Regions from separate parts of the Mus musculus genome. Here all the other regions are linked to region 1. Evidence: chromatin loops called from intact Hi-C (ENCODE). Cell type or tissue: left cerebral cortex. All regions are shown on one strand.

Region 1 (8,000 bases):
ATGAGGTTATAAAAGGAAAACAGAGGTCTGGATGTCTGCTTTCTCCTTCCAGAGAGCGGGGAGTGAGATATGCTGCTTCTGCCTCTTGATTAATAGATTAAAATGTGTAGATTCCAAGACAAGTAAATAAAGCCATTTGTAACCACTAAACACAAATGGGAATTTTATCATTGAAAACATCAAAGTTTCTTTCTTACTGCAAATACAGTTTCGAATGCAAGTGTGGTCTGACATATACACGGGTTAACGGATAAAAAAGGGGAAGGAAGAAAGCTACGGGGAAAGCCTGGTGGGAGAAGACAGGGAAGCGGAGCGCGTCGTACCTCCGCAGGCTACGGATAAGCCAGCTGCTGGCTTCTGGGTTGCCCAAGGCTTGGCTGCAACTCCCCAGCTTTGCTAAGCGACCGGGGCTGTCCTCCGCGACTGAGCGCGCTGCCAGCGGCGTGCGACCCTGGCAGGAAAGGTGGGAAGGGGGTGCTTCACTCTCTCCTCAGTGTGGGCACCTGGTGCGGAAGCGCGCAGGCTACTAAATAAAGCAAGTGGGGCCGAGCGCCTCCAGCGCCCGGGGGAGAAGAGGGCTGAGCCAGGTGGGGGTTGGTGGGGGCTGTTGGGAATTCTGTGGTCAAAGTTTCTCTCCTGTTGAAAAGAAAGCCTGGCCAGGAGTGGACCTGTGGATTCCTGAGGGCCCCTCCACGGCCCATCCCTGCTCTCGGGTGGTTCTACTTAAGAACTTGCCTGACATTTCCTGGGAAGGGATGTAATAAAAGCCCCTCGCTGGTGGCAGATTGTTGAGCCGTAGGTGGGAAGGGATCAGTCGGCTAGAGCTGAGAGAGGGCTGTATTTTCCTGATTGGAAAATGGGAACTTCCACGCTGAACAATAGCCCCTATTAGCAAGGTTATTCGGTTTCAACTGTCCGGCCACATTTACAGCCGGGTCCTTACTTTCCTGGCATTGCTTAATTGGATGTATTTGTTGGCCACAGCGAGGCCGCCATGACTCTTGAGCTACTTGCCGGGGACTCTTGGGGATGCAAAGCATTATTTCTCGAATAAAATGGAAACGAGTATTTCCTTTTCTCTTTACCTCTTTCTGAGTCGACTCAATATTTTCTTCCATTTCTCCTTAAAATTTATCGCTTTTCTTCTCTGTCGCTTTAAAGTATTCAAAGTTAGGAACACTTTTTAATTAAAAGATGTATACCGGTTTAACCTAGGGTATTATGATCTTTGATTTACTTTACTAGGTAATTCAAATTGTATATAGTCAGAAGACAAGGACTTGCCCCCATGGATCAAACAACCTTAACAAATTACCAAGACTCAAACCTCCACTCTGTGTGTATAGCCTATTTAAATGAAGAAAACAAAACACATTTTTCATATGCATACTCATATCTTCATTTCATATTGAAGTGGCCTTATTCTACCTCTGCAGGCATACAGTCCATGGTTAATTTTTTTATTCGTCTTTCCCAGCCTATAGACGAAATTGATAATCAGTTCCACAGCTTTTCCATTCTTCTTCACCATGTAAAAGAAGAAAACACTTGTTAGGAAAAGGGTTTGCTTGTTTTCAGAGGATGGTGTTGCTGTTCTTGTGCAAGACTGTTTTGTAAAAAATAAAGCAGCGTAGACATTCAGATGAGTGTCTGATTTTTTTTTTCTGGAATAGATTTGTTTGGCTGTTTTTTCTTTTGGTATTATATATTACTTTCTCACAGCTAACATGCAGAGTTAAAAACTACTAAATTCTTATCCGTAACACTATTGATTTCTTTTCATTCTGTTCTGTTCCTGGGAGAAGCAATGCTCCCAGCTCACCCAGTTGCCTGCTCCTCCAGACGGTTGACAATTGCAATCGCAGTTTCGGGAAGATAAATGTTACTTTGGGAATTGTGTCTAATTACAAATAATCTAGGAGCTGCTCTGAGTCTCTGTGCTCTGCCACACATGTATTCAAATCAGTGTACAGGGTTCCCGAATGGGGATGTTTGTGACCAGGGTTTTATAGTTCACTTTCTAAATCCATGGAACAAACTAGTGTGCTTCTCCTTGAGCTCCATCACCAGGACCCAAGAGATTACACAGATCAAAAACCATCCAAAAAGTGTGTGTGTGTTGGGGGGGGGGGAGGTTGTGTCAAAAATACTAGAAAGCCCAAGGAAGAAAATGTTCATTGGAGATACTTTCAGCTTAGTTTTATTCATATGAGTTCATGGGATACTTTACACAAATCCTTTTTTTTTTTAAATAGGGAGCTTTTTTTTTTTTTGACCTTACATACGTGAATTTTTCTTCGTGGGTTATTTTTCTGCAGGAATTCTGTGCCTTTCTGCTGAAATCACTCAATGGTTATGTTTTACTGTTCCTCTAGTAACTGCTGCTACCTTTGTGTGTGTGTGTGTGTGTGTGTGTGTGTGTGTGTGTGTGTGTGTGTGTGTGTGATTCTTTGCTTATATGGCAGTCAATTAGTGCTGGTGTGTGTGTGTGTGTGTGTGTGTGCGCGTGCTTGCTTGCTTGCTTTTTACTAATAGTATTATTAACAAGAAAAAAAAAGTGAGGAACAGGTTATTCTCTTAACCTGACCTGGCTGTAAGAGCAAGATGAGCAGCACTGAGCAGATGTCCCCATTTAAGCCGTTCTTTTCCCACATGCCTGCTGGATATTGCAGGCGCGCAGGAAGCTCGCTTCAAACCTGGCCCATTTCAGGCCATAATGGCCACGTTATTTCGGCCCAGTGAACACGAACAAAATCGTGAGCTTTAGAATCATTCGATTCTGAGTCCAGGAAAAGCGGGGGGGGGGGGGGGGTGTGGTGGTAGTGGGGGTGGCTAGGGAGGGGTGTGTGTGTGTTGGGGGGGGGTGATTTCATCTCGGATCGCAGGAAGAGAACTTGCTCAAAAGAATTTTCCCCAGCAAATATAGTATAATTTACAGCGCAACTTAATAATCCGAAGGGCAATGCAAAAGCCCTTTGCGTTGTAAACCGCTTCTAATTACCTGCCAGAGCAATTAGCTGACTATCACGAAGAAATTAGATCGCTCAATGTAGCATAAATAATGCGAATAATTTTGTAAGAAGAATGGAAAGCGAGACCTGGTGTTTCTTTATAAGGAAATAACACCTCGTACTGTACGAGCCCTCCATGAACACATATTAATGTCTAGGCATGCATGGCAATGAGTCCAGGCAGGAGCCCTCTGGCTGCAGTTCAGCACTTTTTCCGTTTACGTATGCGGGGTGAAAGTCGGCTTCCAGGCGTTCGATCTCCAGCCTTCCAGCTCACAGTAATTAACACATAGCGACTTCAATGGGAAAACCTGTTTTCCAGATGATTTTTACAATGCAGCTTTATGTCTCATTTGGCAGTTTAAATAGCTGGAGTTGTTTTCTGGCTTCATCTCCACTATCATCTGTTGAGCATATTTTGCTTAGAATATTGAATCCTAACCAAAACTCGGGCACAGGATTGACTTTTATTCTCTTAAGTGGGGATAACAGAAGCCACTTTAAAACACACACACACACACACACACACACACACACACACACACACACACCACTCACACATACAAGAGGTAGGGATTCTTATGAGGAGTTGCAGATGTTTAGCCAGCCTGTGCATTAAGGATATTAATGTGTTTAATTGTGGCTTCTCTTGGACTTTTTACTAAAATCTACCTTCATCAGGTCTCAAATCTAGTTTGTTTCTCTTAGTGTTTCGTACCTAAGGACCCCATGTTTCTCAGTTAAATAAATCAAAAGGAAAATGAAAACCTAATTTTGGAGTAAAGTTGATAGTGCAACTGTCTGAAAACACCATTAAACTCTTTGAAATTTACTAGGTTTGTACATTAAAAATAACACGACTTCAAAAGTAATTTAGGAAGAGTTTGTCTGCCAGCATCTTCGAAACACCCCCACCTCCAGGGAGGGGGAGGAAGGGAGAGAGAAAGAGGAAGAGAGTTGCTTCTAACTGAAGGCCTTTCAGAAGCCTTAAGTGAAAGGAATTAGGAGCCCACCCACCTTTTGCTTCATTGACTAGGTAAGTCTCACATTTGAGTCAAATTAGACCATCGAGGAGAACTGGGCATTTGTGTTGGTCATACATGCCTAAAACAGCAGCTTTGCTGCGCACCTCACAGTGATCTTTTTCCCTGAGTCCTGTTCCAAGAGTTCTGCTCCAACTAGGATGGGCGTTCCCTTCCCCCATCTCAGCTCATCTCTTTATGGAACTCCTGGTACAAGTCATTCTCTAAGAATCTCTTAAGTCTTGAATTTTAGTAAGTTCTGCAGCACTTAGAAATATTCTCCTCCTAAGTAAACAACAGTTTTGCTCCTGAAAGAGATCTAGAGGGAAACTGGAGGGATCCAAGTGATTCTCTCCATCACTCTTGTCCTTTGGTGTCAGGTCTATATGCAGTCACTGTCTTAAGAGAGGCATTCATCACTTTACATTCTTTCCCACCTGAATTTTGAATTAGTGGGCGAAGGTGGGGGGGGGGCAGGCAGTAGGGTTTATACATTTTGAATCAATCTCTTTCACTTTAAAGAATATTAAGATTTTTTCCCTTTAATCCACATATAAAGTAACACCCCTAACCCTGGGTTCAAGGGCATTAGATTCCACATCATTAGAGTCAAGTTCCCCAGAAGAAACCCCTCCCATCTAGAAAGAGCAGGGTATTTTTTTTTCTTGATAAGAACCATGCCTGTATTCAGCAGTAGTTACTTTTAAAGAAGACATTCAGTCTTTGTTCTTGTTTATCAATTAGAAAAGTAATGAATGTTGGTAATCTTAAAACGTTTTCAACCTATCATTCCAATTTGAATTATGCTACGAAGCTTTGTTTCCTTCAAACACTTCAAATCATGTACTACCTCAATATTAGCCAAGAAGGTTCTGTCTCAAATAAGAAGAACCCTGCTGTCCACCAAAGGAGTCTGCCCCATTTTAATTCAAAATAAGACCCAGAATTGCAGAGGGAGGCAGGATCAAACTTTTCTTCTAAGCAATGCCTGCACTTAACCGGCCACAGCCAGTGTCATTCCTCCTTCTGTCTCCTTTGTCCTTATTGAAATGAATCATTCTATTCAAAACTCCTCCCTGGCTTTTTGGAGGAGGAGAATCCATAAGGTAAAAGAAGCTGAATTGATTATTGTCGTGTCTGTAATTGCTCTAAAAACACTATCCAAGGCAGCCTCATAAGGCAAACACATTGGTCTTTGATCAACACTGAAGAAAGCAAACATTTGTAAAACAGACCCACAACTACACTGTCCACACTTGGTATTTACAGCCCTCAAATGGAGTGTCCATTACTTTCAAAGGGACAGCTATTAAGGACAGAGTTTTTCTGTAGATGGTGCTTTGGTGGTATTCCAACCTGAATATATCCCCCGCCCCCACCCCTTGGTGCTGTAGGGAAAAATCGGTTGTCATCAACCAGAAAGAGGTTACCAGTGTGATACTTTCTTTGCCTGTATACTTGAAATATGGACAGTAACTGACCCACATCCTTTGGTTTGGTTAAGAAGAAAGTGAAGTGATTGCTAGAACTCACCAGGTGGATCCTTAAGAACAAGGGGGAAAAGCAAGCCAAGAGCCCACAACTAACTAAAATTTGCAAGTTTTTAAGTTAAAAACCGCACTAGTGTTATTTTACTGACTGACATTGGGCTATCGATCATGTTAATTCATTTCGTGTTTTAATCAACATTATAAAATATAACAAATTGTTTATTAGCACATAGTGTTTAAAACTTCACTATATACTTTTGATATTCATAAATAATTTTATTGGGTAAATTGCCAAACGAGTCAAACATACACTTTTTCTTAAGCGACGATGAGCAGAATTTCCTTCCCCTTAGCTTCCTCAGGCAAGATTTAGGAAGAGAAACCCCAAAATGGTTAATAATGGGTGGGAGAAATTGTAGGGTGTGAAGTCTGAAGAGAAATTACAACCCAGTGCTGACTTTGAAGGTGCCTGTTACGCCCCAGTTCAGAGCTCAGCTTCAGAGGGACTTGAACTTCGTTCTCGCCCCTCTCAGGGCAGGGCCCACTGAGGATGCCCGCACGCAGAGAATCACCCAGAGCTGCGGTTTCTGCATTTAATTGTTCTAGTGCTTCAAATTGGCCCCTGCTTTCATGAAAACTCGGCCGTTTTTGATATACCGATTCACCTGGCTGGCCGTTTCTGTGTTATGCCTAAGATACTGGAAGATTCTAAGAAGGAGAGATGGGGAATGGACAGGCTCCAGGGGTCTCCTCCACTGTTGGAGGCAACCGCCCAGCCTCTCCCAGCATCTCAGAAGGGCAGTCAGCTTCAGCAGTATTGCTGGTTTTAGGGGTGGAGTGAAAGTGAATGGAGGGCCACTTTTCCCACCAGTCGCTTGAGAAAGTCACTGCTGACGGTGAAGCAGTCATAGGAAAGTATGACAGCTCCAGACTGAGGGGCAGAGAGAAGGCGTCGGGATTCTCGGCTTTAGGGCTGCTCCCCGAATATTCAGGTCCTCAGTAGTGCTCTCTTTCCTGCCGACCCGCCTTCCCCAATTCCTTTTCTCCAGCCTGGGAGCGCACGCGTCCCGGACCAAGGTCCGACTTCTCTGAAGAAGAAGGAGCACGCCCCGGGTTGCTTGTTGCGGGCCGGGCCCCGCCCCGGCCCTCCCTCGGCCCTCCCATCCGCTTAGCCGAGCTCCCCCGCCTTGCTGTACAGACACGGTAGCCTCAGGCTCCGGGGCTGAGGGCCGTGTCTGCTCTCGCCAAAGGGGAGTCACCAGCGCGCCCCGGGACGGCGGCTGCGCACGGGTTGCAGCGCGGGTCACCGAGCGGCTCCTCTGCGGGTGCGCTGCGGCTCCCACCCCTAAGCTTAGCTGCCCGCCCTGATCCTCCCAGCTCCTCCCCGACCCTCCTCCGCGCCCTCCCCCGGAGAGCTTGCACACCCTGCGGGCGGGAAGGGGCCGCCCTCGGGGCGGACAAAGGGGCTGGAGGGGCGGGAGGGGGCTGAGGCTGGCACGCGCGGCCGCGGGAGGGGCCCGTCGCTCCCCGGGCCGCCCACCTGACACCTGCTCTGAGCGATGTCCTGGAGGCGGGTGCGAGCGCGGGGTCGCCGCCGGGTCAGATTGTAGCGGACTTTCCCTGCCTGGGCAATAGCTAAGCCCACTGTGGCCAAAGCTCCCTCACGGATCTTGGCTTCTTTTGAAAAGTGAGGTGCTGATTCTTATGTCCGGAATTCTGTATCAGCATCACCCGCCGAGCTATTCCAATTACCTGGCAGGTTTCTGGGCCAAATCCTGAGGGTCAGTTTAAGTTTTGTGGCTATACCTGTGTATTGTATATTTCCACCAAGTGCTCACGCCCAATGCTGCTGATCCAGGCACCGCACTGATAAGAACAGTACTGCTGTTCATTCTCCACTACCCTTCACCGTAGAGGACAGGACCCCAAGCCACAGGAGGTTAACACTCCTGTAGGTGAACTTCAGGCACACCGACTGCATTTCCCTTGTGGAAACTCTGAGTCTGACCAAAGCCTGGAGATAATCTTCATTCTCCTTCAGTAAAGACCGAGGCCTCAGCCCAGAGTGCCACTACCCACTTAAAGATCAGAATCAGAGTTTTGAGTCTCAGCACCTACACATAGATTCAGAGAAAAGTAACTTTTATTTTCCTTTGGTCTCCTTAGTCCAGCCTGGCCTTAAACTTGCCACAACCCTCCTGCCTCAGCCTCCAAAATGGTTGGGATTGCAGGCATGACCCATAAGGCCCTGATTTCCCTTTTTATTTACTGACAATCTCTGGCTTTTTTTTTTTCCTCTCTCTCTACTCTTTTTCTCCTCTCAATCCTATGCCTTGCACATTTTTATTGCATTATGTTGTATTATATTGAGGATCTAAAAGATTTTAAAGCAGCAAAGCTAGTAAACAGTAGTGATTTAAACAAACCTTTAAAAATCCACAATTTTAGATTTGAAATGTTCTCTTTTTTTGAGAAAT
Region 2 (8,000 bases), 180 kb after region 1:
GTTCTCTCTAGAAAGCCATTCGGCCTGAACTCCACCATTCCCAACACACACCACACACAAAGTTTAGAACAAATTTTAACAAACTCACAAGGAATTGTCTTGAATTTCTATCAAATTGTCCAAATACCTACCTACTGTTTGTTCAGACTGTCCCAGACTATAGAAATATCTGTCATACAGAATAATTTGTATCACGTTTTCATTGTGGTTATACACAACATGAATTTTGAGTCTGATACCTTAAACATGACAAGAAGGAGGACTCACTAAGTCTGAGGTGGCAGAAATGTATTGTTAGAGCTACGAGACTCATTTAAATCTTGACATTTCATGTTTGGAAAACAACACTTGAAAAATGAAATGATACTCAAAATAGTCTACCTATTCATGAACAATTTTCAATAGGTACATTTCACTGCGGGAAGCATGTTGAATTCCGTTTGCTTCTAGTGTTTCTAGGCCTTCCGTTGTATGTGCGCATGGTGGTAGATATGCTTGAATACAGGGTGAGTGTTTTCTACAGAAACACCAGGAAGCAAGGAGTACTCTAACTTAGCATCTCTGTGTGTAATGCTACTAGAGTGAGCTCTTTCTCTCTGGCATTGCTTTATATTTTATAGGGTTTCCCTCTTACAACTGAATTAAAGAGCAAAGACAAGTTTTCTCCATTACAAAATTCTCATTTAATCCTTATCCACACTTAATTTATCAAATTAAATCGGACAAGATTGATGCGGTGGCTTTTCACGCTGGACAACGTGTGTAAAATCGGCAGACAAGGGATTGTAAAGAGTGCCCACCGTGACTTGTCATAGCATCTTGCCTCAGCCTTAGCGGCCCTTGCCTCCATCCAAGCGGGGTCAGGATGCTTCTTGGTGTTACACTGTGGGCCCTGCAGGGAAACAGAGTAGGGACACAGCCTCCAGCAGAGTCGCTTATTACACCCTCGGCCCCCTTCACCTGCCCCAGCCATTCAAAATAACATCACACCATCAAATATTCATGAACCACACGATGCTTCAGCCAGGGCTCGCTACTGCAGGTGGCTGTTACATCAGTAATTGCCCAATACTTCCCTCCACAGCGTAAAATTGTTTTCATTATGTGTCATGAACACAGAGCCAAGCAAAGCCCTCTTGAGTGGATTCCCAAGAGCTAGAGGGAGGTGGTACTTAAACAGGCGCTTTTTGACTTAGATTTTTTTTAAAATATAAATAAATAAAAATAAAAAGAATCAGTGAAAGCTTATTAACTCTTCTCCTGAGAGCAGCAAAAGGCAGAAGCTCCTGAAAAACTCCACAAAGATTATCCTAAATGTCTCAGTTACTAGGAACAGCTTTAGGACCTTCAGCGGGGTCTTAACGATACTTCAAGCTGCAGAGAAGAAAATCACTTTCCACCTGACTGAAGTTCCCATGGAGTGCAGAGCTGGGGGATAAGCAGGTTTCAGCAATAAACTCCGGCATTGTGAGGAAATAATGCCCAGCCAGGTCCCCTCGTTTTGATTCAACGGTGTCTTTTTCTTTCCCCCCTACGGAGGGCTAATCACAGCCCCACTTTGTTTAATTGCAGCAAAGAGAGAAATGTGTTTAAGAAGTCATTCTGGACCCCTTGAAATGAATGCTGGGGTTCTCCAAGGACAACAAACAGGATGCATAATAAATAAGATTTAATTTTCAGATCAAAATAGGCAGAGTTAAAGATTTTTAGCGACTGATCTGGGAGAGATGCGGCTGTAAAGAGACTCCGGAGTGGGGGGTGGGAGGAGAGTGGAGAGAGAAGGGCGGGGAGAGCAACAAGTGGGATTAAAGTCTTGGTTTTATATGGCACAAGCTGTTTTGGCATGGTGGGAGGGTCTTTACAGGACTAAAATCTTCACAGAATGGAGGGCTGTTGGTTCTTCTTTGCAACGTGATTCTGATTTAGGAAGAAGAAAGGAAGGAATCGGCAAGAAAGGAAGTGAGAGATTAAAAGGGGAGAGAGAGAGAGAGAGAGAGAGAGAGAGAGAGAGAGAGAGAGAGAGAGAGAGAGAGAGAGAAATGCCCTTAATGTAAATGAAGGTAAACCTTTAATTGACAGATCTGCCGACCCTAAGTTTCAAACTCAAGATGGGAAAAAGTGTAGGGTGCAGTGCCCCTGTAGACGGCCTCAGGTCATGAACTCCCTGGGTTGGTAGCTAAAGGATATGTATCTGTCCCGTGCTGTCTTTTGGAGCTTGATAAAACTGAGCCCCGGTTCAAGTAATAAGGAAGGCGCCCTTTCCTCATCATTAATTTAAAGTCTATTTCTTGCCCTCAGGGCTCTTCTTAAGAAAAACTGTTTCCTTCTTGCCTTTAGAAAAATTTAACCAGGAACATAATGGCAGTCATTTAATTAAGCAGCTGTCTTAAAAGGCTCATGGGACTTGAAAATGTGTAAAAACAAGTTCTCCATTTCAAAGCCATGGCTACACATTTCTAAGAAGGTTGTTTGGTTTTTGGTTTTTGGTTTTTGGTTTTGTTTTTTTAATAACAGGAATTTTCATCAGGGTATCTAGACAGAAATTATTTAATCATAAAAAAAGTTTTATGGTACAATTTGGATGATATTTTCTTTTGCTAACATAGACTCCATTGATAACAAATTAACCATAGGTAACTGTCAGTCTCATAGACTGCAGAAAGCAATGGGCATGAAACCACTCTCGAGCATCTGCTGTAGGGGGTTTTTCTCTGGGCTAAGTGGAAGATTCGAGGTTATTTAGTGTTCTGCAAAAACAATGTAAAGTGTGTGTGTGTCCAACCTACACGTATGTATCATGAATGATGGATTTTCTTTGCATCTGGTAACTATAGACGTTTTCCCTCTGAATACAGCAAATGACTGTTTCAAAATGAAACCACTATGTGTTTGAATGTTGTATTATACTTCCTTCCATTTGGAGTGAAAGGCGGCTTTAAAATGTTAGGTATATCATTGCCAAAAGGGGGCTAAATAGTATTGTCAGCATTTTGAGAAGGCATAGGTCCTTTTTTCTCCCTTCCTTCTCAAACTCCTTTCTGGACAGCTGTTCGTGACTTAGCGAACTTTTATTATGGATATGTATGTTAATGACAGGCAATGAACTGGAGATGGAGGGCCCAAACAGGCCCAGCTCTTCAGCGCACATCAAAAGCCTTCACAAAAGGAGCAGTAAAAGAGACAGAGATGGCAAAGCCTTCACTTTTGTACCCTGAATTAGTTCTGCAAGCAATGAAACTGATCTTTTCTCCTTGCCAGAAAAGTCTGCTGATTTTTGTGAGTGCTCATTAGCACAAGAGGCATTTGTGAAGATAATTGACTGACGCCGATACTGCGGCTGTCACAACAGTGCCAGCCAGCAGTGTGTGTGCATTTTAATAGTTGTAGTTCTTTCTCTTCCCCCGACTTTGCGGTTTCTAAAAGGTACTCGTCTTCCAAAGGTTTGCACTCCTCTTTGAAGCAAACAAGTTAGGAATCTTCCTGTTCAAAACATATAGTCAGCCTTACATTTAAAAAAAAAAAAAAAGTGTATTTTCTCTACAGTACCCAACATGGACGTACAATATAAAAAAATCCCATTTAATAAACTTGGCAGAAATCATACAGATGTCGATTCAAACTATTTAATTAGAGAATGAACATCTGGGTGATGGTTTATGTACGAGAGCGCTCGACAGCACAAACTGCCCAACTGCCTCAGAGGCAAATGTAGGGATGGCATATATTTTTAGACTCTTTAAAAATGTGTCCTTTTCTCTGTGTGTGGGCACAAAGTTAGAAAGAGTAAAAGAAGATACTGGGAGATGGGATAGTGTTTTTGGAAGCTCTGCCTTAGCAATAGGCTGACTGAGGTCCGTGTAGGAGAGATTCACAAAGAACAGTCCTCTGAAGATGGCAACCTAGCCAACATACACAGTGCCCAAGAATTCTCCATTGAGCATTGGAGAAGTTTTCAGTCAAGTTTTTGCTGTCGCTTGGTGGCCTATCATAGAAACCATTGCCACTTACTTTATTTGCCTTCTCTCTTTTGTAAAGAAACTTATAAAACATTTACTTTATTATACATCCATTAGTTCTTTGAGTAGAAAAGCACCTCTGGGAATTTGCATGCTATTTTGAGAAAAAACAGACTCCTCCCTATGTGGAGTATTCCATGGCTATGTGTAACACACTCTGTAATCCATACACTTGTTAAGCTATATAAGGGCCTCTATACATTGAATATCTTAAGGACTCTACATTGAATATCTTAGTACACTTTCTTTTGGTATACTTAGGTAGCCTGTCTGGTTGTATCAGGTGACACACAATATTTTCCTTAAGAAATAAATAAGTTCTTCCAGTCTAAGGAGAGTAGAGTTGGGTGAGTCATATTTGAACCATCACCTTAAAAAAATGAATATGAGATGTCTAATGTAGCCTTTGGCACACATGTTTCTACTGCATAGCTTCCTGAGTTAAGATTGTCCTAGAGGGGCTGCAAAAGAGGGTAGAAAGAGCTGTCCTCTTCACTTTTGAATTCGTACTTCAATGTGTTTTTCAGAAGCTATTGTGTCAACATTTTCTGGAAAGTTGGCAGTTGAATCCTTGTTTTACCTTGGTGGGTTATTTATGTCCCCCATAGAGAAATGCAAGTCAGAGCGTTTCAAGAAAAGTATTCAAACTCCACTACCTGGCTTTTTCCATGCCTGGTGTTCTGAAACAAGGGAAACCAGCCAGGCATTTTTTCAAATGATAAAGGTAGGTTTGGAAAGGATTACCCTGGGGTTCACTCTCTCCCACTTCTGAGCTAACAGCTGTAAAAGGAAGGTTGCTGCATCAGAACTGCCCTTAGCAAACCACTGCAGGCTGGGTGTGGTAGGAAATACCAGTCATGCCTGCTTTAAGTAGGAGAAGGCAGTAGGATGGCAAGTTGAAATCTCATCGAGCTACATGAGTTCCAGGTTAGTCTGCCTACATAACAGCTTCTGAAAATTTGCATTTTCCTTACCATCTGTTCTACCACTTGACCTATTCTAACTATTCTAGAGAAAATTGATAACCATTCTAATTCATTAGAGACAGAGAACCATTAGATTTCCACACTTGATTTCTGGTCTCTCAGAAGCAGGGTGCTCAGTAACCCACAGAATGTGTTTCTTCTTCTCCTATTCAGGGCATGTTTCTCTGGTCCCTGTCTCCTTTGTACTCTGCTCTTCATGTCTGATCTTTTACATGGTATTAGGATTACTATTCTCTGAGATACTTCTTCTCAAGTTTATTTGAGACAGAGAGTCACTATGTGGCCTAATCTGGTCTCAAGTTCGTGATCTTTCAGATTCTGCTTCCTGAGAGATGAGGTAGACATACTATTTTTACCCTCTCAAATTTGAGTTTGTTTTTGCATTTGACTTTTGTGTTTATTTACTTATAATTACTATTATGTTATATCTATGGGTGTTTCACCTGCTGGTATGTGCACCACTTTTGTGCCCGGTGCTCACAGAGGGTTTCTGATTCCCTGAAACTGAACTTATAAATGGTTGTGAGCCATCACATAGGTGCTGAGAATTGAACCCACCTCTTCTGGAATAGCAGTAATGCTCTTAACCACTGGTCCATTTCTCCACCCCCTACTTTTTATTATTTTTTTTAAGCCTGAATATTATCAGTGGCCCTGATTCTCACAATGTAGAAGGAGAAACGATGTATTTTCTTTCACTCATGGGTCCGGAGGTATGAGTCATGGTTGGTTTGCTCAGTTGATCTTGACCTGTCATGGTAGATAGGCAGGGTAGGGCATAGCTATTTGGTGCATGACAGAAGGAATCAGAAATGGATGACAACAGGGGACAAGACAAGATGCAACCTTCAAAATCCCATCCCCCGAGGACTGCCTTTCTCCAACCAGGCACACCACCTATCAGTGAAATAACTTATCAATAATAGCCTATCAAAGGAATGTATGCCCTCACAATCCTTCAGCCTCTGGAAACATCCACACACAGAGACCCACAGAAAGTGTTACTAATCTCCCAGGCATCTCTCAGTCCCAAGTCCTATCAAGTTTACCATCAATATTAACCCTCACACTAAGTAATGCAGAGATTCCAAATAGAGAGCCTAGGAGATTAGGATGTGAACACTGAGATCATGTTTGAACTCTGTAGCCTCCCACGAATCAGTGAGGGAGCCAAAAGCCAGAGAGATTCAGTGTTCTGATGTTTCCAGAGGAGCCAGAAACCTGCATTGATTTTGGTGTTGTCACAGTATTTTAACTAATTTTTCAATGGACTTGTAAGAAATCCCTGTGGGCTGAATGGCAGCAACTTCCATACAGTATGGAAATTCTAATTTAATTAATTTATTTAAAATTTTTGAGACAGGGGGCTGGAGAGATAGCTCAGCAGGTAAGAGCACTGACTGCTCTTCCGAAAGTCCTGAGTTCAAATCCCAGCAACCACATGGTGGCTCACAACCATCTGTATTAAGATCTGACACCCTCTTCTGGTGTGTCTGAAGACAGCTACAGTGTGCTTATATATAATAATAAATAAACCAAAAAAATTGAGACAGAATCTTTCCTGAGCATGCAAATATGAAAGTAATTTAGAATAAGGCATAATGTCAGGTGGTGATAGTACCCACCTTCAATTCCAGCATTCCAAAGGCAGAGGTAGAGGCAGATAGATTTCTGAGTTTAAGGCCAGCCTGTTTTACAGAGTGCTATCCAGGAGAACGCTACATAAAGAAATCTTATTTCAGATTAAAAAAAAATGGATAGAGACCTCATATTGTTCTCAAACTCCTTAGGAATGACCTTGAACTCCTAGGTCTGCCTCTCCAATTCTAGAATACAGATCTGTACGGTTGTCCCTGGATTGTACATGATCAGAACTAAATCCAAGGTTTCAAAATACTAGCTCAGCATTCTACCAACTGAGCTACATCCCAAGGCCATAGAACTTCTGATTTAAAGAAGTTTTAAATATTACGTTTTTAAAATTACCTTTACTTAAGCTGAGAGTAGTGGTACATACCTTTAAACCCAGCACTTGGCAGACAGGTGAATCTCTGTGAGTTGGAGGCCAACTTGGTCTATATACTACTCCCATGCCAGACAGATTCTGAACAACGTACAAGAGTAGGGTCTCCCATACCATGTGGGTCCCAGGTATTGAACCCATGTCATCAGCTTTGACTGCAAGCACCTTTGCTTGACTATCCATCTTTGCTACCTCTAAATACTATTTGCTTGTTTGTTTTTTCTTTTCTGAATAAGTATTTAATTTGAATTTAATGTTGAAAACAAGTGCTAGGAAGATGACTCAGCTGGTAAGGGTCCTTGCTAAGCAAACCTGGTAACCTGAGTTTGATTCCTGGAGCTGCATAAAGGTAGATGGAGAAAACCAACTTCACAAAGTTGTCCTCTGACCTTCACCACACACACCATGGCACTGTCTCTGTTTCTTTCTCTCTCTGTCTTTCTCTGTCTGGCTCTGTCTCTGTCTCTATCTCTCTGTCTCTCTGTCTCTGTCTCTCTCACACACAAATAATACATTTTTTGAAGTTTTATAATGGGAATAAATACTCCTGAAATTTTTGTTCTGTATCATTTTCTAAGAGAAGTATTTCTTATGTGAAGTATTCCTGGCCATTTGTAATGCAGGATTGCCTTGTGCCACTTGGCATTATATTCCTATTTAATCACCTTTTATAGTCTTCATGGAGACCATCAACTAGCAAAGCAACATTGATTTCAAGTGGAAATGGTGGAGGTGATGGCTTTTACTTTTCATTTCTTTGAGGTATCTCCCACCCCCACCCCAGTTTTGTTCATTTACTTCATACATTCTAGGAAGGCATGGCTAACAGAGGTTTCTGATGTGTTTCTTCCTCAAGTCCGACTTGGCAGTTCAGCAACACTTTTCAAACAGAATTAACCTCTATTCAGGTGACCCTGTAGTTCCAAATGGTTTCTCTTCTAGAAGCCACTTCAGGACAGCTGAAGAATCATGGGA
Region 3 (8,000 bases), 540 kb after region 1:
CAAATAAACTGGCTGACATAAAAAACTTGATGTGCTAAAAAGCGTGAAATGTAATGGGTTTTGTTTGCTTTTTCTTTTCTTTTTTTTTTTTCCAAGTTTTTTGTTTGTTTGTTTGTTTTTGAGGCATGTTACTGCTATATATAGTCTAGAACGTATGTCCTGGAACTCATTGGTGAACCTCATGCCTCTGCCTAAAAATCATGAATTATAGTTGTACATTAGTTTTCCGTGAAGGAACTGAGCATACGGGATGAAAGACCAAGCTATTAATTCTAGCTGTTCATACACAGGCTGTCTGGGTCCTTATCTGTATTTGTTACTTGGTCATTTACATTCGATAATGCCACTTACAAACACTATTTATAAATTTTAAAAGGCCCACACATTCAGTCAACTTTTATCCATTTTCTTGCAAATGCTCTATATTCAAGTCAATTACTTTGAACTCTTTCTTGCCGCAGACCCTCTGGGTCCCTTGTCTGAGTGGAACGGGTCTCTGGGTGCAGATGGGCAAGGAGTTGGCGAGTGACAGACAGACCAACACGCGAGATTGTGTAGAATCTGAATGTAATTTGTCAAATTGAGCATCAAACTTTTTATACAGAATAGGAAAGTTAGATGACACATCGGCAAGGTACAAATGAGGTTATTGGATGCTTAATGACTCTTACACAAAACAGAGGAATGTAAACACAAAGACTGGCAGGAACTGGGCAATAAAACAACTGAGACAAAGTCAGCCCTATCTAAGGTCAGCTATAGTCTTAGAAGCCAGGTGTGAGGTCTTTACATTCCTAGGTCAAGAGCTTTCACACCCAAGTCATGGTTCTAATTAGGGAGTTCCGTTCTAGCTAACCATCTCATGAATGCAAAACTCTAAAATCACAGCCCGATCTACTTCCTAAACCATTGTAAATTCCTGTATATGGGAGCAACTTGGCTTTTATTCTAAGTGATAGAGTAATACCAGAGGCAATTCTGAATGTCACTGAATAGGCAACATTGTTACTGAATTCCAAGCCCATGGTCAGTTCAAGGACTTTCAAGGATGTTGGAACACTGGCGAAGGCTTAGCTATGTCAGAATTCAATCTTAAAAGGCACTTATAATAAAATAATACTAAAAGAGAGCACGTGGATCCATGCACCAGACTAACGCAGGAATAGGGTATGAGTATACGGGTTAATGAGAACACCAAAGCTCCAGGAGGTGAGTTTCCGTGAACCTCTTTGCCTCGTGAGTGCTTCCAGGCCTCTCGGCCTGCCAAGAAGACTTCACTGGGGTGTGCGTGGCACTTTCTGCTTTCTAAAAATGGCTATTACTGGGTAAGAAATTTACATTTTAAATACAGTTTTGAACACTTTCCAGGCCTTTATTATGGTACCATGCATTGTCTCTTATGGACTAATGAGGCCACTTGTAAATACATCATTCGAGGTGGTGTCTGATTCCTGATCAACTACTCTCATTCAGTGTACTTTGTGGAAAGGTGGATCGTAAACATGGAACTGTTTTAGGCTGGATGATTCTCGAAGCCTTTTAGGTTAGAGAGAAACTGAAGGTGACTCAGAAAAGAAACCTTTCTCATTCATGTCATATCTGGGCCCAAGTTCCTCCTCCTAAGCTATTTAATCAAGCCACCTGTAGAGCTGCTTCAATCTCCTTGCCTGACTATTCTCAACACTATGCAGATTCAAAGTCCTGCCTGGCCTTTGGCCTCCACTCCAGGAGGCTGATATTTCAGGAGTTAAACATAGTATTCAAGCTGGGGAGGTCACTCAGTGACAGACTGCTTGCCTAGCATTCATGAAGCCCTGGGTTTGATTAGCAGCACCACATAACCCAGGTGTGGTGCTGCATGAATGCAATCCCAGCTCAACTGTGCCTAGAAGAAGAGCAAGTAGAGATATGCAGTCAAGAACAGGTAGGTCAGTGGATAGAAAATTACTGACAAAACTACCACTGTGGGTGATATCAAGAACAGGTGATAAGGAATTTGGTTAGATTCCAAGGGTGGGAGGCTGTCACTAAACTGACCCATCAGGTTTACTTGCTAAAACTGGACTAAGCAAGCAGAGCTAAAAGGCTAAGTTAGAAATAAGATTTAGAGGATGGCTCAAGTTTGGTCAAAGGAGAGTCTTTGTTAGGGATTGTCATTTCTATAGCAGAACTGGTTTTCATCAGATTTTAAGGAAAGTGCCCTACTATATTGGTTGGCTGGCCCGGCCTGGAACTCATTATATAGACGAGGCTATCCTCAAACTCACAAGATCCACTTGCTTCTGCCTCCCAAGTGCTGGAATTGAAGGAATGAGCCACCATGCTCAGCTAATATAAAATTCTTAAAATAACTGCTATAAAATCAAGCAAAACGATTTAAAGAAATATTAAGCCAACCACAGTACAACAGTACATAGGTTAAATTAGGATGGTACTACGGGAGTGGCTGTCCTCTTGGCAATATCTCATCTAGCTAAGCCTTCTGTTACATGGATAATAATATGATAAGAGTTCCTAAGAAGCAGTTTATTTGTCACCAGGTCTCAAGACTCAGCCAGTGTTTTAATCAGCTCTGGCTGCTATAACACAACCCAGAGCTTATCAACAACAGTTTATTTTAACCGTTTTAGAAGGAGCCTGATATAAAGACATGGACTGTCAGGTTCTGGAGAGGGTCTTGTGGTCATTGTACTTCACATGGGGGGGCAGCAAAATAAAGGATAGAAGTTCTAAGATTGCTAAGTTTTATTCATGAGTGACCTCATCTAACCACAATGCACCAAAGACTCTTGACTCCAAAAATCAAGGGACAGAGTCCCAGTATCAGAGTTTAGGTCTTGGGGATGCAAACATTCAGCTAGAAACTTGCAGCTCTTGGTCCTCAGAAAAGTTAGGGTTGTCCCTGTTTCCTGGATACCAGTACTTACCAACAGGGAGCAGAACCTTTAGGACATTTTGTAAATCTAAATACGCTGCGATTACTTCTCTAAGGCAAGTTGTCTAAAGAGAACCACAAGGAACTCTCCAATTCATGCCTGGTCTTCAGTCACTATGGCGAACTGGATCGGGGCGGTGCTTGAGGTGAGACTGTGTATCTATAATATAGCAAGCACTTCTGAGCTTTCTAAGATCTAGTGAATTGGGATGTGTATGGGAGGAGATTACTATAGTATCTTCAGCTCATAAAATGGAGTAGGCAACATTGTAATTTACTCCAGCTTCTTTACTTTACTGCTACAGCTTTGTCATCACCCTAAATACTTGAGCAAGGAAACACTAGTAAAGTACAGAACCAGACTCCTCACTCACTCTTACAATATGTCAGACCTCAGGCACCAGACAAAAACACCCAAAGCTGAATGTGGGGTCCACGTCAATAAATGTGGAACGCTTTAAGCCTAGTGTGTAATGGTGTCCTGTCCCAAGGTTCTTTTTAGGGACTTATTTCCAGCTTTGGTACACTTCATCAGTCGCTCATATGGTCGGTCCCTGGTATCTTGATTTCATGTCTTTGGAGAGAAGCTAGGGGCCGGTTCAGGAGCATTTGACAAAGTGCTTTGCGCAGCTAGCTGTGAATTCCACTTGCCTAGAAGCTTACGCTAAAACCATGACCAGAGCTGACCCACATGCAGCCAGGCTTTCCTTTGCCCGGACAACCTTGTGAGACCTCTAGGAGCGAGAAGCGCGCCAAGAACGCAGACTCTAAGGCGCACTCGTGGCCACCCTAGAAGACAAGTCACTAATCTGCACCAGCAGCCAGCCAGAGATACGACAAATAAAATGGAAGCTCCTGCTCGGTGGGAACACAGGCCTCGCGCTGAGACCGGAGGCCCCGGCAAGCTAGGTGAGCAAAGAAAGCAGGGCGAAGGGGATGTACCCCAAGTCAGCTTCATTCAAACCCCGAGGACACCAGACCCCGCCTCCCAACACCTCGGTCCGCTCAATCGCCGCGCGCTCCGGGTGTGAGCTCGCCCCGCGGGGAGCGGCTTTCAGCTGAGGGGGCGGTGGCAGAGGCGGTTCGGGCAGCCCCACTCGGCCGATAGGCCCAGGCAAACAACACCCATTTCTCCCTCCCCCCCGCGCGGGGTTCAACTCCCACTCGGCCCCGGCCACGCCCTGCTGCCACCGCCCCCTCGGGCAGCTCTAGGCTCCGCAGCCAGGCCGCGTTCGGGGGCGGGAGGAAGGCGGTGCCTCAATCGGAATAGCCGTCAAAAACTACGAGGCCCGAAAGCCTTTGCGGGAGAGGCCCGCCCGCCTCCTCCCACGACTCACTGTGCGTCAGCGGCCTCATCCAATGAGAGCCGAGCCAGGGAAAAAGGGCGCCCGGGTCCGGATGCGCCTTAGGAAAAGCCATGCTCACGCCGAGGGGGCAGCTGGCAGTCCACTCAGACCACGGGATCGCAGGGAGCTCACGCTTCCCCGCGCTCGCCCCGCTCCTCTCCCTTAAGCCTAGCTCCATGTCTTCCTTCCGCGGCCCCTCGCAGGATGCTGCGGCGCGCTTTTGAGTGGAGGGCGCCGGGAACTGAGTAGGGGGCGGGATATCCTGAGACAACAAGTTTGGCTGTATGGAGGGCCTGCCGGCAGCAAACCGCAGCTAGCTCACCGAGAGGGCACGCTCCGCGGGCCGGGAAGGCAGAAGCCGAACAGCAGCGAGCACCAGCCGGGCAAAGGGGAGGAGAAAGGGCGGCCCCAGCGCCCCGGCCCCGGCAGGTCGGCGGCCAATCCGCTGGGGGAAGGGGTGGAGAGTCGGCGGCGCCGGCGGAGGCAGGCCGAGGGGGGTGGGGAGTCGCCGCGCTCGCGCCGCCCTGGCTCCGCCCCCCGGCCCGCGCCGCCGCCCTCGCCGCGCGCCGCCGCTGTCAATCAAGGGCGAGTCAGCCGGGCTCGGGCGGAGAGAGGAGCTGCTACGCCACAGCCCAGCGGCGGCCATTCGCGGAAAAAGAGGCAGAGCCTGTGCCAGCTACAGCCTCCTCCGAGCCACCGCGGGCGGGCGGGACCGGCCTCTCCTCCCGCCTCGCCCCCACCCCCACCCACCTCTATCCCAGTGTCTCTGAGAGGGTTTGTCCTGTTAATGCGGGATGAGCGGTACGTATTCTCCACCCCCCTCGGTCTCCTTCACCGCCTCCCTTCGTCCCTCCCTCCCCAGACCCTGCTCGCTTCCCCCTCCCCCGGGGCCGCCGAGATGCTGGAAGGGGAGGAGGAGAGGGCGGGAGGGAACCAGGGGGAGGGAAGGAGGGCTGTGTTTTGTCTTAATGTCTGAGCTAGAACAACCTCCTTCTGGGTGTTGCTCTGGAGCCTATGGGTCGGGTTTCAAACCACGTTTCGTGAGAGCCCCCTCCTCCCTACCCTCCTTCTCCCCCACCCCCTGCCGGTGTGCACGGATCGCGGGTTTACGGAGATTAATGTTCAAGAGGAGGGAGGGGGAAGAAGGGAGGAGAACGAATAATAATAATCCTAATAACCTGTTGTCGTGTGTGTTGGTGGTGGTGGGGGGTTGTTGCAGATCAGAAGAAGGAGGAGGAGGAGGAGGCGGCAGCGGCGATGGCTACAGAAGGAGGGAAAACCTCTGAGCCAGAGAATAACAATAAAAAACCCAAAACCTCAGGCTCCCAGGTAAAAGCAAACGTTAAAAGAAAATTCAACACAAAGCTTTAGGGAAGAGAGGGAGTTATGCTCTTTAAGTACCCAGAAGTAAAGAACAGAATAAAAATGTTTATCCATTCAAAGCATCTTTCTGAGTGAGGAACTTAAATCGTAAATTCTTGAAGATTTCCCATCGTTGAGGCTATAACGATGTTTATATTACACCAGGAATTCAGACTGTTAGAAGAAGGTGTCTATTTTCCCAAGGGCATTTTGAGTTTAGAAGAATAACACTTTAAGAAAGTTTACCAGAAAATTCCTTTTTATTTAAACTTTATGTAATAGGACTTGCCTTTTTATTCATATAGCTTCTATCACCTGCTTTTGTTCATATTTCCTTTTTAATTCTGCTGCCTATTGAGTGTGTTCTGATACTTAGAGCTCTCAAAATAAATAACCCCCTCCCGACTGCTGTCTTCCACTAAATCCGCCCACTTTTTTCCCCTCCCTCTCCTTTCCCCTCCCATTTTGGGTAGGACTCTCAGCCCTCTCCTCTGGCTTTACTGGCAGCTACTTGCAGCAAAATAGGGACTCCTGGTGAAAATCAAGCAACTGGACAACAGCAGATTATTATAGATCCAAGCCAAGGATTGGTGCAACTTCAGAATCAGCCACAGCAGCTAGAACTGGTGACGACGCAGCTTGCTGGAAACGCTTGGCAACTTGTTGCCTCCACTCCTCCTGCTTCAAAAGAAAATAACGTTTCTCAGCCAGCTTCTAGTTCATCTAGTTCTTCCAGCAGTAATAACGGGAGTTCCTCTCCTACAAAAACTAAATCAGGTAATCCTTCCACCCCTAATCAATTTCAAGTCATACAAGTACAAAACCCAAGCGGTAGTGTACAGTACCAAGTGATCCCCCAACTTCAGACGGTGGAAGGCCAGCAAATTCAAATCAACCCAACTAGTAGTTCATCTCTACAGGATTTGCAGGGTCAAATTCAGCTCATTTCTGCAGGTAATAATCAAGCTATCCTCACGGCTGCTAACAGGACAGCTTCTGGGAATATCCTTGCTCAAAACCTGGCAAATCAGACAGTTCCAGTACAAATTAGACCTGGCGTTTCAATACCATTGCAATTGCAGACCCTTCCTGGTACTCAGGCTCAAGTTGTAACAACCCTACCAATTAACATTGGAGGAGTGACTTTAGCTTTGCCAGTAATAAATAACGTGACTGCTGGAGGAGGGACTGGACAAGTCGGCCAGCCTACTACTACTACTGACAGTGGGACTTCCAATGGGAATCAGTTAGTTTCTACGCCCACCACCAGCACTGCTCCCGCCAGTACTATGCCTGAATCGCCCTCCTCCTCTACTACCTGCACAACCACCGCATCAACAACTCTGACGAGCAGTGACACATTAGTGAGCTCAGCAGATACAGGCCAGTATGCAAGCACATCAGCCAGTAGTTCTGAACGCACCATTGAAGAACCACAGACACCTGCTGCTACTGAGTCTGAAGCCCAGAGCTCCAGCCAGCTTCAGTCCAACGGAATTCAGAATGCACAAGACCAGTCAAATTCCCTTCAACAAGTACAGATTGTAGGCCAGCCTATCCTGCAGCAAATCCAGATCCAGCAGCCTCAGCAGCAGATTATTCAAGCTATCCCACCACAGTCATTTCAGCTCCAGTCAGGGCAGACAATTCAGACCATCCAGCAGCAGCCTTTGCAGAATGTTCAACTTCAAGCAGTAAACCCGACTCAGGTACTTATCAGGGCTCCAACTTTAACACCTTCAGGGCAAATCAGCTGGCAAACTGTCCAGGTCCAGAATATTCAAAGTCTTTCAAATTTGCAAGTTCAGAATGCTGGGTTATCCCAGCAGTTAACCATCACCCCAGTGTCTTCAAGTGGTGGCACAACTCTTGCTCAGATTGCTCCTGTGGCTGTTGCTGGTGCCCCAATAACTTTGAATACTGCCCAGCTTGCATCAGTGCCTAACCTTCAGACAGTGAGCGTTGCCAACCTGGGTGCTGCGGGTGTTCAAGTTCAGGGAGTTCCAGTAACAATCACTAGTGTTGCAGGTAAGCTACATCTTTTTAACCCATTATTAGGAGGGATTAGTAACAGAGTTATTGCTCAGGGCTATCTTTTAGGTTTGATACACCTCTGATGTATATATACTGGAAAGGGATTAAAAAACTGGACTATTATACCAGCAACTAGATGTAGTTATCATTGTGACCTCTTTATTTCTGTAGCTTTTAAGACTCAGTTTTGTGTGTTGAGCTGGGTAAATAATTAAATTATTTCATAAAGCATCATTTTCCGATTAGAACCATAATTATAGAGATCGTATTTGAGTACACTTGAACCGTTTGGGAAAATGAGCTCATCATCTCTTCTGATAGAA

Evidence for each region. Hi-C counts contacts between places; a loop is a spot of excess contacts. Peaks named below come from ENCODE experiments on the same cell type or tissue, not always from the same donor. Only the 100,000 strongest peaks of a DNase experiment are listed, where the experiment ranks them.
Region 2: a loop joins it to region 1, with 3 times the contacts of the local background. A loop is called at or near these places in 3 of 42 quality-filtered maps.
Region 3: it touches region 1 in a loop (6-fold over the local background); 7 of 42 quality-filtered maps call a loop at or near these places.

The regions. Positions count from the first base shown.
Region 1 is chr12:118,835,660-118,843,659 of GRCm38, reverse strand. No RefSeq gene overlaps it. Among named protein-coding and RNA genes, the nearest start is that of Sp8, 7.6 kb to the left of the region's middle. In left cerebral cortex, no CTCF peak of the experiment used is centred here; DNase peaks (open chromatin) are centred at 178, 1,119, 1,838 and 3,209; H3K4me3 peaks cover 801 bases.
Region 2 is chr12:118,654,737-118,662,736 of GRCm38, reverse strand. Gm31626 (a long non-coding RNA gene) reads right to left here and starts at 1,035. Exons shown (of 3, transcript XR_382011.3): 1 at 991-1,035; 2 at 801-892. In left cerebral cortex, no CTCF peak of the experiment used is centred here; a DNase peak (open chromatin) is centred at 3,809.
Region 3 is chr12:118,298,309-118,306,308 of GRCm38, reverse strand. Sp4 (trans-acting transcription factor 4) reads left to right here and starts at 4,869. Exons shown (of 6, transcript NM_009239.4): 1 at 4,869-5,082; 2 at 5,501-5,610; 3 at 6,117-7,671. The coding sequence starts at 5,076. In left cerebral cortex, CTCF peaks have their summits at 4,148 and 4,934; DNase peaks (open chromatin) are centred at 4,192, 4,817, 6,171 and 7,118; H3K4me3 peaks cover 3,680 bases; H3K27ac peaks cover 2,513 bases.